2 separate regions of the Homo sapiens genome follow, and region 1 is linked to region 2. Evidence: chromatin contacts called from ENCODE Hi-C data. All regions are on one chromosome and are shown on one strand. The core of a region is the stretch at or near the end of the contact, and the rest is flanking DNA. Distances in the headings are between cores, read along the strand shown.

Region 1 (7,014 bases), core at 1,680-4,179, 1.0 Mb after region 2:
TAGCCTCAAAGCAAGATCTGATTTCAGATCTGACTTCAAAGTCCAAGTTCTTGCTTTCCATGTGGAAGGAAAGAGGTGGAGAAAGTACAACAGCAGGAGATGCTTCCAGAGAGGGCAGGCTCGGTGGGGCTTCATACTGGGAGGCCCAGGTTGTGGAGGGGCGCTGCACTCTTTGGAAAGGAGAGAGCCATTAGAATGGGAGATGGCCTGAAGGGCCCCCAAACCTCTTTGCTTAGGCCGTACCATGGCTCTGGGAATCAGAATTCCCCAATTAACTGAAGATCTGGGTATGCCCTGTGTGGAGGGAATGAAAGACTCAGTTTCCATTTTGCTTCTGGTCCCCCAGCACTGTTGAGGAAACCCTAAGATTCTTAATAGTGATAAGCAGAGGGACTGCCTCCAGTAGAATGACGTGTGATCTTCTGTGTTCATTTATTTGACACAAATTTACTAGGTGCCTTCTATGCATGGGGCTGGGTGTTGAAGATATAATGGTAAATAAGACGCAGTCCCTGCCCTCAGGATGCTGACATACATTCTAAAGCTGTCATCAAAATGTCAAAATCTTAGGTTCCTGTTTGCAGTCACAGATGGGCAAGAGATGCCAAGAACCTGACTTGGAAAAAAAGGCTCTGAGGTTTAAATACCTCATGATATTCTGTTTTTTGTTAACTTTTACAATGAGCAATTTTGTACCTCTATTTGAGTATATGAGACTTCAAGAGCACACACACACAGAAATGCAAATGCAATGCTCAGGCACACGGCTGTCAGCTGCCATCCACCTGCTACAATCTCAAAGATATATTCCAGTAGAGACTGTCACTATGTGACAGGAAAGCCATGATGTCTTCATCCTAAGATGGGTGTAGAATAAGTGATACCCAAGAAATATGACAGGCAGACCACTCATATGACAGGGGAAACTGCTAGGGCCCATCCTGGCCCAGTCTATAGAAGTCAAGAGCTTCCCTTTGGCATGGCCTAATGGAAGAGGCCTGGGACAAGCAGTACTCCTTCCCAGGGAGCCACAGTACAATCTGAGCAAAGCCATCAATGAGAAAAATTAATTTCAGCACCTCTAAAAACAGCCCAAGCCAATGACTGGAGAGCCAGAAAATAAGCGAGAATTCTGAAGACTGAGCTTGAGTTAATTTTGTATGTGGGGGTCTTGCAAAAGTATGCGTATTTCTAGAAAAGCTGTGCATAGGAAGAGATGGGGTATAAGACATAGCCAGGCATCAGAGCTGAACTGGAAGAAAAAGTTACACAGCAAAGGAAAAAACTGTAATCTATGCTTCCTGAGAAACTCTGAGTCTTAACGTTGATAATCTTTTCCTGATTGTGAATAGCATATAAATAGAGATAGCTAAGAGACAATCTCTGGCTCAGAAGTGCTTTAAAAATAAAATCAGAATATGCAGACAAAAATAATTTATATGCTACCATCAGATGCGTGTGTCCCTGAGACCAGCTGGATGGAAAGCAAGAGAGGCTAGATGGGAATACGGCAAGGGAACTTTCAGGTGAACCCAGTTCTAGTGGCCACTGCTTTGTGGGAAAGCTTGCATGGAGGGGAAGCATGGCAGAGCAGTGGGAAACACATGAGCTCTGAGGCCAGGATGACTTAAGTGGAATCTTAAGGTGTGGTTGTTACGACTTTTATGATTTTGGGAACGTTATTTTATCTGAATGTAATTTTCTTCACTTATGAAATGTAGAACTACATGTCTATCTCATAGAATTGAACATTAATATAAACAGTACATAGCTGCTTTCCTGGTATTAATATTGTAATAAGCGTCAGTTCCTTTCCCATTGCAATTACTCGTGCACTTTTGGTGGCAGACCTGGAGGTTCTCTTAAGAAATAACCAATGTCACAAAGAACTGTTATCCACCTGCTAGTTAGACATGCCCACCAAGAAAGAGGCCCTTGAAGTAGAGTTCCACAGAAAGCGCCTTGATTCTGGAGCGTTCTAAGAGAACAGTGGAAGCAAGAGGGTTCATGGTCAACCTTTCCCAACTGTCCTTAGGGGAGGTGGACGTTGCGCCTTGCAGCACAGCACTCTCCAGTGCTCCCAGACTCTGCCGCAGCTCTCCTGACCTTTCCTAGGAGATGGTTTAGAGAGAGACATCTTCTCTAAGAAAGTGATTCCAAGGTCTGGTGTAAGGTCTAGAGCTTGCCATCAAGTTTCTCCTGGGTGCCCTGCTTGTTGGACTCCTTAAACCTGCACACCCTTTCTTTTCTTCTTCCTCTCTGGATACTTCCTAACTTTACACACTTCACGCTCCCCTCTGCCAGAACCTTTCCCCCTGGCTTTCTGCCAAGCCATTCCATTCCCACATGCCCCCAACACTCACACACACACACTCTGTCTCTATCTTACACACACACACACAGACACACACACACACACTCCCTTTTTAACTGAGAAATCCTGACGCAGATGCCAGGAATGTGTCTGCTGCCCTTTTGACACAGGTCTGATGCCATCGTTGGGGCCATGGGGAGGGCAGCGCCGCGGACGTGGCATTCACGCATTCTGCTGCTGGCATGGTTCCTATTTTTATCGTGGCATTGCTCTGGGTGTCCAGGCAGGGCGCCGGTCCAGCTTCTCATTCCTTCACTTTCCATCAGGACTCCACACCAATCCTACCCCTTACCTTGGCTGGATCTTCCTGCCCCAAACCCCCTACCATCAATGCAGCACAGTGTATCTCTCCTCTTTCCCTCCAACCCAGTCTAACTCTGAGTACTTGCCCAGTTTGCTAAATCTGATTCTGATGTTTGCAGAGATATTTTCAAGTTTCTTCTGTTTTCGGGCATGAGCAGAGTTTGCACAAGCCGGATTTGCTCCTTGGCTCAGAGTGCTACCCGCTCTCCCCTTCCCCTCCCTTTGTCTCTCATTCCAAATAAGGAGTGCTTCTTGTTACATAATTGGATGTTCCCAGCACAGAAGCTGACACATGAGGTTAGGCGCACATGCATGCAAGACTTCCCTTTGACTTAACAATGCCTTTTTTGGGCATCTAACTTCTCTTCAGCTCCCCTCCCACTTCTCTCCACATCATCAACAATCAACGGAGATTTATAAGCCTGGCTCAGATCAGAGCTCTTCCAACTTTGGCTTAGAAGGAGGGGTTATGAGGTCGAACTTACTCTGTTTTTTTTTTTTCCTTTGCAGGATAGAGAGTGTGCTTATAATTTGACAGAAGTCTATGGCGTCCAAGGCAGTAATGTACACAGGTCTTTTAAAGTTGCAAGATGGGTATACAAAGTTGGAAGCAGAGGAATAAACTTGCCTGCTTGGGGATAATAATACTGGAGGTTGGAACATGAGGACATTTTAAGGAGGAGATGCACTCAAATCTGGTGACTACAGCATCCCTGATGGTCAAACTGCAGTGAGTTCTAAATAACTAGAGAAGTGGCAGTACCACGTGTGGCACCAACACCAACTATCCTGCTCTTTTAAGCACGGAACTTAAAGGAAGAGAACCCAAGTACCCTGCAAAAGCATATGGCTCAGCTACCCGTGGTTTCAGGGAGGACAAACATGTAGCCTCCTAGGCAGCAGTCATGGGGATGGGAGGCAACGGGACCTCATATCATGCCTCTTGTGGGAGATGCAGGGGGTACAGTGGAGAGGTGCTGCAGCTCTGGAGATGTCAAGTTTCCAGCATATTGGCTTACCAAAGCAAATAAAGCTGAAGCATGCAGCAATGCATACACCACTTTTTAAAATTAAAACCTGCAACTGTCCCAGGGATAGTAACATGGGCTGTCTTTAGACTGCAGCACTGCCCTTAGGTTAGCTGCAAGTGTGTAGATACGGAGATGCAGTTTGGATTCTACAAACTGCCTGATAATCTCCAGTACTTGGAGACAGAGATTTTTGGGTTGGCTTTTATCCTGCTGAATTGCAGGGCAAAGATCTGATCCTGAAATTTAGACAATCATCACAGCTATAAATCAGAAAAACCTGGGTTCAAATTCTGCTTGTGATATTTATTAACCCTGTGATTTTGACTAGATAACCCACATTCTTTGTAAACCTTAGTTTCCTTGTCTTTAAAATGAGGGTCATAGTACCGCTTTCGCAGGACTTGGAGGAATTAAATGGTATTAAGTTGGTGCAAAAGTAACTGTGGCTTTTGAACAGCATGTGCATACAGTGTTCAGTACAGTATTTGCACTAAGTCAACTCTCGATAAACATTTGCTGGACAGCAAATGTGCTGATGCTGACGAGATTATCAACGTTTACACTCTGAATGCTAAAATGTGTTAGCTCCATGTCTATAATGCACAGGGTGCTTCCAGGTATGAGACCATGGGCCACCAGTGCCAGATCTTTGGAAGCTCTAGTGGAAGAACCGGTTCTTTCTTTAGATATCATGACTTCTAGCTTCCTATCTTAAGGAGGCTTCAGGAAAACTGTGAAACCAGCTATAAGGTACTTCAGAAGAGGGCCAAAAATGTCATTAAAAAGATGGGAAAAATGATTTGTAGGGATACATGAATGGCCTCAAACAGAGAAGTATGAGATTCTTCATTTAATTCTAGTCTGTGGAAGCTTGGGTGAGGAGACTGCTAACCAGATGTGGTCCTATTTTCATTGCAGCTAATACAAAACCAAATGGGCTAAGGATAAAGTTGTATTCTTAGATATAAGAACTTGTTGACAGGAAGGGATATGAGGTAACTGAACATGTATAAAACATCTTCACCTGGAAATATGTACAATGAACCAAAGATAACAGGCCATAGTTACAACAAGTTTTTCAAAAGTAACTAGCCGCAAAATGCTGTTCTTGCCCAATATTCACAGTGGCTTCATTCAAATTCACCAAATATATTCAGAGTTTTCCCACTTTTCCCATCACAATAGTGATGCTTTTCCATAAAACAGAATAAGACAAAACCAAAAAACAAAAAGTCAGAATGTGAAAAGAGGAGAAAGTCTAGGGAAATTCAGCTGTAAGCCCTCTCCCTCATTTCCTTTATGGCATGAGCTACATTTGGGTTTTGCTAGTCTGCATTCACCAGACTTTACCCAGCTCACTGGAGTTGTGGTTGTAGTTGGGGAGTGTCAGGGACAGGAATGGAAAGGTGAGGAACTTGCCTGGGCAACATAGTGAGACCCCATCTCAACCAAAAAATTTAAAAAATTAGCCAAGCACGGTGGTGTGTGCCTGTAGTCCTAGCTACCTGGGAGGCTGAGGTGGGAGGATGGCTTGAGCCCAGGAGGTTACAGTGAGCTATGATTGCAGTGCCACTGCACTCCAGCCTGGGCGACAGAATGAAATCCCATCTCACTGATATTTCATATATTGACATTTTATCCTCAATATATGAAAAATGAAAAAGAAAGAAGTCTCACAGCCTCTGCTCTGAACTCTAAAATGAGCCCTGTCTTTTCCATGTCTGCCACGCAGCTGGAGCTTGCTTCGCTCGTATTTAACTTTTCTGCCTTAGATCTCCCAGGGCCCCGGCCACATGAAAAAGTACTTCTGTGATCATTCTCTAACTCCCAGAATATAGGTATTTCTCCTTTATCTGGACTAGCCCAAACCCTTGAGCACTCTGAGTTATTCAAACTTCAGGTCAACTTTTTCCTACCCCTTTTATATAAGGATCTCAATCTTTTTTGAATTTCTCCTAACTCATCTATACTTTTATCCTCATACTGAATAATTTCTCGTGTTCTGAAACCAATCTGTCATGTAAATGACCTCAAGGAGAAGGGGTCATATTAGATCACACACTAGCTAGTTTTGGGATCTTCTCATTTTGTTTTTTTAAACCACTTAGAAGATTAGCAAAGGGAAGTCCAAAAAAAGAAGAAGAGAAATGAAGGCCTAATTAGTGACATCCAGAGGTGACAGAATAAAACTAAAGAGACTATACTTTCAAGTGTAAAGGTACTGGGAAGGGAAATGTTTATTTCTTTATTCAATATTTAATGAGTACCTACTATGTCCAGGCCCTGTATAAGCTGCTGGGGAGACAAAGCTAGTTCCGGTCCTTAAAGAACTAATAGTCTACACAGCATTTCTCAAGCTTGGTAACACTGATATTTTGGGCAGGATAATTCACGTTGTTTGGCATGGTGGACTGTCCTGTGTAGCTGCAGGATGTTTAGCAGCATCCTTGGCCTACATCCACTAGATGCCAGTAGGCATCCCACATCTCCTTCCCAGTTGTGACAACAAAAAATATCTCCAGATAATGGCAAGTGTCCCCTGGGGGACAAAAGTGTACCCCAGTTGACAACCACTAGTGTAGGAAAAGCAGATCATTTATATAAACACACTGTGACAAGTATTATTATCAAAACTTTGCAAGTTAGAGAAGAGGACTCCTTAATTCTCGGGGAAAGAGAGCAGATGCTACAGAAGGTTTCACAGAATAAATGACATTTTATGCTTAATATATGAAAAATGTTTTGCAGTAGGCCAAGCAGACAAGAAGAGGAAAAGTTAGGAACACATGGAAGGAACAGGGAAATAACAGGTAGAGAAAGACCATTCGAAGGCAGATACAGGAAGATGAGCAAAGGCCTGGGGGTAAAAGACCACAGAATATTCAGGCAATGATGGACGTTTACACGGTGGAAAATGAAAAATAAGACTGAAACCAGATCATGCCAAGTAAGAAAGGAGGTGGAATTTTAATATAAAGAAATAAATGCATATTTTAAACAGAGTGGAGCCCCTTTTCAAACAAAGCGTTACCTAGAGCCCCAGTATATTAAACTGATCAAAGTGTAACTTCTGTGGTTGGGTCATGGTCCACTCAGTTTTCCCTGAGCTTCTAAGTTGGCTTCAGAAGCACTTCTGCAGAACCCTAGAACTCTAGGAAACATAATGGAAAAACCACTTTTGTAGGTAATAGGATACTACTGAAAGATTTTAAGTGCAGAATATATGTTCAGATTTGTTTTTCAGAAAAAGGCACTCTAGTGGCAGGGCTGAATACTGAGTAGGAACAAGGGGAAAAGCTTAAAGGG
Region 2 (7,005 bases), core at 1-2,500:
TTCCACAAACACCACATTCCACAAATCTTACCACGCCAGGTGTCAATTTCCTTATTTGAGGAAGGGAAGCTGGACCAGGTCCTCCCTCCCGTTATTTCCAATTCTGGAATCCTGCAATGAATAATCTCTAGATGAGTGACAGTGTGAATTACGTAATACAGGTACTTTTCTTTTCCAAAATTCTCCAATGATAAAGAACAGTTCTAGAATAACTATATGTAAAATGAAGCATGTTCCACTAAATTATTTCAAGCTCCCTTGAAGAGATTTCAGATCCATGTAAAGATATAGCAGAAACTTAAGCGTTGAGTCAAGTCACGTGGGTGGTCCCCAAGCAACTGTGCCCCCTCATCACCCTTCAGCACATGGTGAAATGACATCCTCATCATGCCTATGCCTAAATAAGTGAAGCGGGTGAGACAGCACATAGCATGTGAGTTTAACAAAACTTCAAAATAGCACCAAAAAAAAATTGCAGAAGCAACCTGATGCTCAGAATAAAACCTTCTTAACAGAACTGGCATAGAACAGACTATCAACTGCAAAGTCAGTGTCCTACCTGCCTCTTAGGAGGTCTCTATACAACTTGCTCACAAGTTTCTTCAGTGACGGTGCGTGTCTAGCTAAAGTTAATCTAGTCCACTGACAACCTTTGCACTGCCACTATTCTGAACAGAATCTCAAAATACCAAAACCAGGCAGCTGCCAGGGAGTTGGACCCCGGAAGCCAAGGATTTCCAGATCTTCGGGCGTTCTGAACCTCTTCACTAGACCACGAAGGCCTCTCGGCCTCTCATCACTGGCTTTCAGCACCTGGTCTAACTTTCCCCGCTGGACCCTCCCCAACGCAGAAGCTAAACCCTCGGGTCCTTCCAGAGCAACCGCCGGCTCCAAAGCCCTCAACTCTGCAGCAAATTCCCCTCCGGTGCCAGCCCGGCTGGCCCAAGGCCCGGGTCCAATCCTCAGAACTGCACGGCTCGGCCCCGCCCCTCCCCCACGCCGTGCCTAACCCTAACCCCCAGCCTCACGCGTCGCACCGCTCCCCACGCCCCGCTCCCGCTCCCCACGCCCACACGGGCAGCGACCTCGCGGACCCAGCCGCCCGCTCCCGCTCCCTCCACTCCCAGGAGACACTTCAACCCTTTCGCCGCCCCTTGCCCGCCCTCACCTGAACCGCGGGCGCCGGCCCCCTAACCCGCAGCCCTTCTCCGGCCGCGGGCTCCCAGACGCACTCGCTCCCGCAAGGAGTCTGGGTGCGCGCACGCTCTGGGCCTGCGCGGCGGAAGGGGCGGGGCAGCGCGGGGCGGGGCCTGGAGGGTGCCGGGGCGGGGCCACAGCGGGCGGGTCCTGGAGCGGCTCGGGAGAGCGGAGGGTCGGCGAGGGTGCCTGCGCGCGGCTGGGCCTGGGGATGCAGGTTCCAGCCTGCTTGCGCGTCTCACCTGATTTAGGAGCTTCCAGAGGCCCCAGACAGTGCCTGTCTTTGCCTGACCGCGAATCAAAGTTCCATAGCCCGTGAGCGAAGGCACGTCTATTAGCTGACGTTTGCAGAGAGCATACCCTGCCCCAGGCCCTATGCTAAGCACTTTCTACCCACCGTCTTTGTGCTGCAGCCCTGTGAGCTATGCACTATTAGTGCCCATTTTACAGTTGAGGACATGAGTAGAACGCGACCTCAGCCTGTGCTTCCGAGTTCCTTCATTCCTCCTTCCCGTCCCCGGGCCCTCGATGTCCAGAAAGAATGTAAACACATCGAAGGATCACATTTTAAAGTTAAACTCCATCATTTTCCTCTTCTTAGATATGAAGGCCCCTTTCCTGTTATTCACTGGGTTTTGCTTAGTACGGCTTCACACTACTTATTCCAGGTACTCCCAGCAGTGGCGCAGAGACCATCCTCAGTTCTGTGTGTGGATGGGACCAGAGAAGCCGGCCGGCCGAGCTAATGTTCTTCCCTTCCTGGAAGAGAGTAGTTTCCAAACAACCCGATCTCTGTTCCTCTACTGGCTCCACATATGCTCTAAGTTCCTGTTACACTGTTGAGAGGCTCTTGAATTAGAAACTATCGAGTATAAATGGCAGTGGAATATCACTCTATAGTTGTCACCGATATTTCCCTTACCTTGAGATTGTGACAAGACCAGAAAGAGAAAAAGAGTAAAAACAATGTAAACTATAATTTTTGATAGACTTTGTTTTTTTAAAGTGGTTTAAAGTTAACAAAATTGAGCAGAAAGATATTTTCCAAATACTCCCCGCCCCACCTCCCCACATGCATCGCCTTCCCTTTATCAACATCCTCTACCAGAGTGGTACATTTCTTAGAACTGATGAACCCGGCCCGGCCTGGTGGCTCACGCCTGTAATCCCAACACTTTGGGAGGCCGAGGCGGGCGGATCCCGAGATCAGGAGATCGAGACCATCCTGGCCAACATGGTGAAACCGCGTCTCTACTAAAAATACAAAAATTCGCCGGTCGTGGTGGCGGGCACCTGTAGTCCCAGCTACTCGGGAGCTGAGGCAGGAGAATTGCTTGAACCGGGGAGGCGGAGGTTGCAGTGAGCCGAGATTGAGCCATTGCACTCCAGCCTGTCGACAGAGCGAGACAGAGCGAGACTCCATCTCAAACAAAAGAACTGATGAACCTACATTGATACATCATTACCCACCATCACAGTATAATGCAGAGTAATTTCACTGTCTTAAAAATCATCTGTGCTCTGCATATTCATCTCTCCCTCTCCTCTACCCCTGGCAACCGCTGATCTTTTTGTCTCCATAGTTTTGCCTTTTTCCAGAGTGTCATCTAGTTGGAATTACATAGTATGTAGCCGTTTCAGATTGGCTTCCTTCCCGTAGTAACAGGCATTGAAGTTTCCTCCATGTCTTTTCATGGCTTGATAGCTCCTATTTCTTTTTAGTGCTGAATAATATTCCATTGTGTCGATATATCACAGTTTTATCTATTCGCTTACTGAAAGATATCTTCATTGTTTCCAGGTTTTGGCAATTATGAATCAAGCAATTATGAATCAAACAACCCAGAAATCCAACCACCCACTCCAGGCATCTTTGCATGAACGTATCAAAAACACCTCAGTCCCAATGCCCAGGATCTTCCCCTTTGAGAGGCTGAGATGGGTGGATCACTTGAGCCCAGGAATTGGAGACCAGCCTGGGCAATATGGTGAAACCCCATCTCTACTAAAATAAATACAAAAAATTAGCCAGGTGTGGTGGCACGTGCCTGTAGTCCCAGCTACTCAGGAGACTGAGGTGGGAGAATCGCTTGAGCCAGGGAGATCGAAGCTGCCGTGAGCTGTGATTGCACCACTGCACTCCAGCCTGGGCAACAGAGTGAAACCCTGTCTCAAAAAAGTAAAAAGAAAAATAAAACAACAAAGAATAAGTAAGACTTTTCCTTTACCTTCATTATTAAAGGTAATAATGATGTTCTTTCTTTATATAGATCTGAGGTTCTGACTTTTATCATTTTTCTTCTCTCTGAAAAACTTAACATTCTCTCCAAGGCAGGTCTACTGGCAACAAATCCCCTTTGCTTTTGGGGGATAATTTCATGGGCTACAGCATTCTAGGTTAGACACTGCTTTTTTCTCTCAACACCTTAAACATTTCATTCCACTCGCTCCTTGTGTGCACAGTTTCTGAAGAAAAGTCATTTTTTGTTCATTTGTTTTTTGGTTTTGAAGGATTTTTTTGCATTTATCCTGTGTGTCCTCTGAGCTTCCCGGATCTGTGGTTTCATCTTCCATATTGATTTGGGGAAATAATCAATCATTATTGCTTCAAATATTTCTTCTGTTCCTTTCTCTGTCTTCTGCTAGTATTCCCATGAGGCATAGTTATACCTTTTTTTCATCATCTCACAGTTTTTGGATATTGTTTGTCTTTCAGTTATAGAGGTTTCTATTGAGATATCCTTAAGCTCAGCAATTCTTTCCTAAGATGTGTCTAGTCTACCATTTAGCCTCTCACAGCTACTCTTCATGTTTTTTTTTTTTTTTTTTTTTTTTTTGAGGTGGAGTCTTGCACTGTGACCCAGGCTGGAGTGCAGAGGCGCAATCTCAGCTCTCTGCAACCTCCACCACCCAGGTTCAAGCGATTCTCCCACTTCAGCCTCCTGAGTAGCTGGGATTACAGGCACCCACCACCACGCCTGGCTAATTTTTGTATTTTTAGTAGAAGCAGGGTTACACCGTGTTGGCCAGGCTGGTCTTGAACTCCTGACCTCAAATGATCCACCCACTTCAGCCTCCCAAAGTGCTGGGTTTACAGGCATGAGCTGCCGTGCCCAGCCTACTCTTCATTTTTTATCTCTAGCATTTTAGCTCATTCTTAGGATTTCCATCTCTCTCCTTACATTGTTTGTTATTGCTTGTTGTCTACTTTCTCTAGTAGAGCCCTTTTCATATTAATCACAGTTGTTTCAAATTCCCAGTCTGTGAATTCCAACATCTCGGCCATATCTAATTCTGGGTCTGATGTTTGCTCTCTTTCTTCAAACTTGTGTCTTTTGCCTCTTAGTATGCCTTGTAATGTTTTTCTTGATAGCTGGTCATGATGTGCCAGGTAGAGAGAGCTTCTGTAAGTAGGCCTTTAGCAATGTGGTGGTAAGGTGTTGGGGTTGGGGAAGCATTCTGTATTCCTAAAGGAGGCCTCAGTCTTCTGGTGAGCCTGTGCCTCTGGACTGTGAACTTCACGAATGCTACGCAGTTATCCCCTCTTAGATGAGGGACAATGGCTGGAATGGGCTGGGGCTGGCTATTTCCTTTCCTCCAGGTGACTGAGGTTCTGCTATAACTTCAGCAGGTTCGGTGCTTGTTATAATAGAAAGATCAGAAAGCTCTGGAGTATTTCAAAATGGTTCCTTCTCCCCTTCCTCTGCTGGAAGCATGAGGGAATTTTTCTCCAAATTTCACTGTGAGAACCTAGTCAAGCTCCTGGGGATAAAACTCACAAAAGTGTGGGTCTCCCTTGACCCCCCCTCCAGTGACTGAGTTCCCTGGAGTTTTTAACCTCTCAGATTTCTCCACGCTGAGCCTGCAGCAATTCATCAAATATAGTTCAAGTTTTCCTACCCTGGCGCTGGTTCTCATAGAGGTTATTGATCGTGGATTTTTTTCTCACGGGTTTCTGTTCAATAAGCTATGATTCTCTGTATTTGCCTGTTTGTCTTTCCAATTTTGGGGACAGCAGTTTGTCCTGTGGGCTCAACTTTCTGATGGATCTAAGGAGAGATGTTGATCTTTCCATTTGCTCAGCTTCTTACTTATTGCTAGGATGGAGGGACAACTTCCAAGCTTCCTGTATGCCACGCTGGAAACCAAAAGTTGCAATTCTTCAAAGAAAAAAAAATAGCTCTTGTAGCTTCACACATACAAACATGTTTATTAAAAAATATATTTATTAATTTTTACACCTGCTGCATAGCACAAGACTATTAACACTATAACTCACTGAATGTACAATAAATGTTCACATTTAAATAACAGGATAGGGTCAACATTTTCAACCAGTGGGTCAGCTTTAGCATCTCATGAAGTGCTTTTTAGACCTAGATATCTTAAGAGTTTTTTTGAAAGGATACTTCCAAGTCAGAAAACAAGAAGATCAAAACAATAGGTTTTTCCAGAATAACAGGAATTTTACATGATGAAATGTCTATTTCTGTCGGTACAAATCAATGATAAAAACAAAATCTACATCCAACCTACTCCAAAATACTCACACTGGACTGAATGAAGTCTACAGTGTCAATGTGTCTTGAGAGAGGCCACAATATCCACACTGGCTACATACATGTTTTCCAAATTAAGTTTTCTGATGGCTCATCATTTGCCATCTCTTCAAATCCAGGTCCTTTTAAAAATCTATGACCTTGGAATGAATGTGCAGAATACCTGATCTGAAAGCCATGCGATTTGGCTCGACTGCCATCCGCATCTCTGGCTGATAATATACAAATTAGTTTTAGAGTCTTTATTTCACTTAAGGACCAAAGAAGAAGAAGAAGAAGAAGAAGAAGAAGACAACTTAGAAGGGAAAGCAACAAAGAGGTCCTTCCACAATATTTTCCTCTGTGTATTTTAAAACTTAAAACAACTGCCATAAAATGAACATTCCATTCAGTGATTCTTTTCAGTTTTCCAATAAGTTATTCCTGAAGGGAGGGGAGATACCTTATGGTTCAAATTAAAAAGAACGTAACAGGGCCAAATTTAAGTTATAAAAGCTAAAACTGAACCTTTAGAAAATTCCACTAGTCTTCTCCTAGAAAGTCTTTCTAGACCGGACACTAGGATATTTGTAATCATTACACTGTGGGACTTAGGGAACCCGAACCTGTGTTTTGCAATGCAGGGTCAATATTTTCTGTTGAATATCTTTGTCACAAAGAGAGTCCATTTTCAGTTTCCATATGTTTATGAAGTAATTTTCTCAAGTTCTCTTAGTACTCAAACATTGGGGAACAACTACATGAACGCAGTCTCAGAAATAAAGTGCGAAATCTACACATCAATAAAGTTCTTTTAACAGAATTGTTCACTTTTCAGAAAATTGTCTTTATCATAAAGAAGCTACTCTACTTAATTTATAGAACCAGTTTTTACCCAGAAATGTAAATTAATTAACTTCATTTGAAATGAAGTAAGGTCTTTCTGTTCTGGAGTAATAAATTCTACTATGCAATAATTATTCTGAAAATGTGTTAGCATGTCACAAAAAGTTAAAATATATACTGATTTTTTAATGCCCAACTAATAGTATATTCATAAAGACTGGATTTCTTCCAGATCCCTTATAACTACCTGAATTATTAGAAGTGGCCATCACATTTTAATTTTTTCCCTAAGTGTGAAGTTGACCGTCTTATTAAAAGGTCTAGATGAGTCACAATATGTTTAAAGTTAAAAATGTTAATAAATAAGAAATGCCACCTTCCTGTCCAACTTTAAAGAATGTTCATTTTAAGACAGCATTAAAAG

Evidence for each region. Hi-C counts contacts between places; a loop is a spot of excess contacts on that map.
Region 1: a map with no recorded cell type shows a loop between it and region 2 (2.8-fold over the local background). The contact joins the enhancer-like site here to the promoter of NFRKB in region 2. A Hi-C loop is called at or near these places in 2 of 37 single-sample maps with no recorded cell type.

Annotation. Positions count from the first base shown.
Region 1 is chr11:130,894,987-130,902,000 of GRCh38, forward strand. All of the region lies in intron 8 of SNX19 (sorting nexin 19), which reads right to left. Among named protein-coding and RNA genes, the nearest start is that of SNX19, 18 kb to the right of the region's middle. Within about 2 kb of position 2,930, at least 25 of the 41 ENCODE cell types and tissues checked have a DNase peak (open chromatin) inside an H3K27ac peak, as active enhancers do.
Region 2 is chr11:129,894,328-129,901,332 of GRCh38, forward strand. It overlaps NFRKB (nuclear factor related to kappaB binding protein), which reads right to left and starts at 1,251. Exons shown (of 27, transcript NM_001143835.2): 1 at 1,169-1,251; 2 at 32-111. It overlaps PRDM10 (PR/SET domain 10), which reads right to left. Exons shown (of 21, transcript NM_199437.2): 21 at 5,384-7,005. RefSeq lists a silencer at 968-1,407.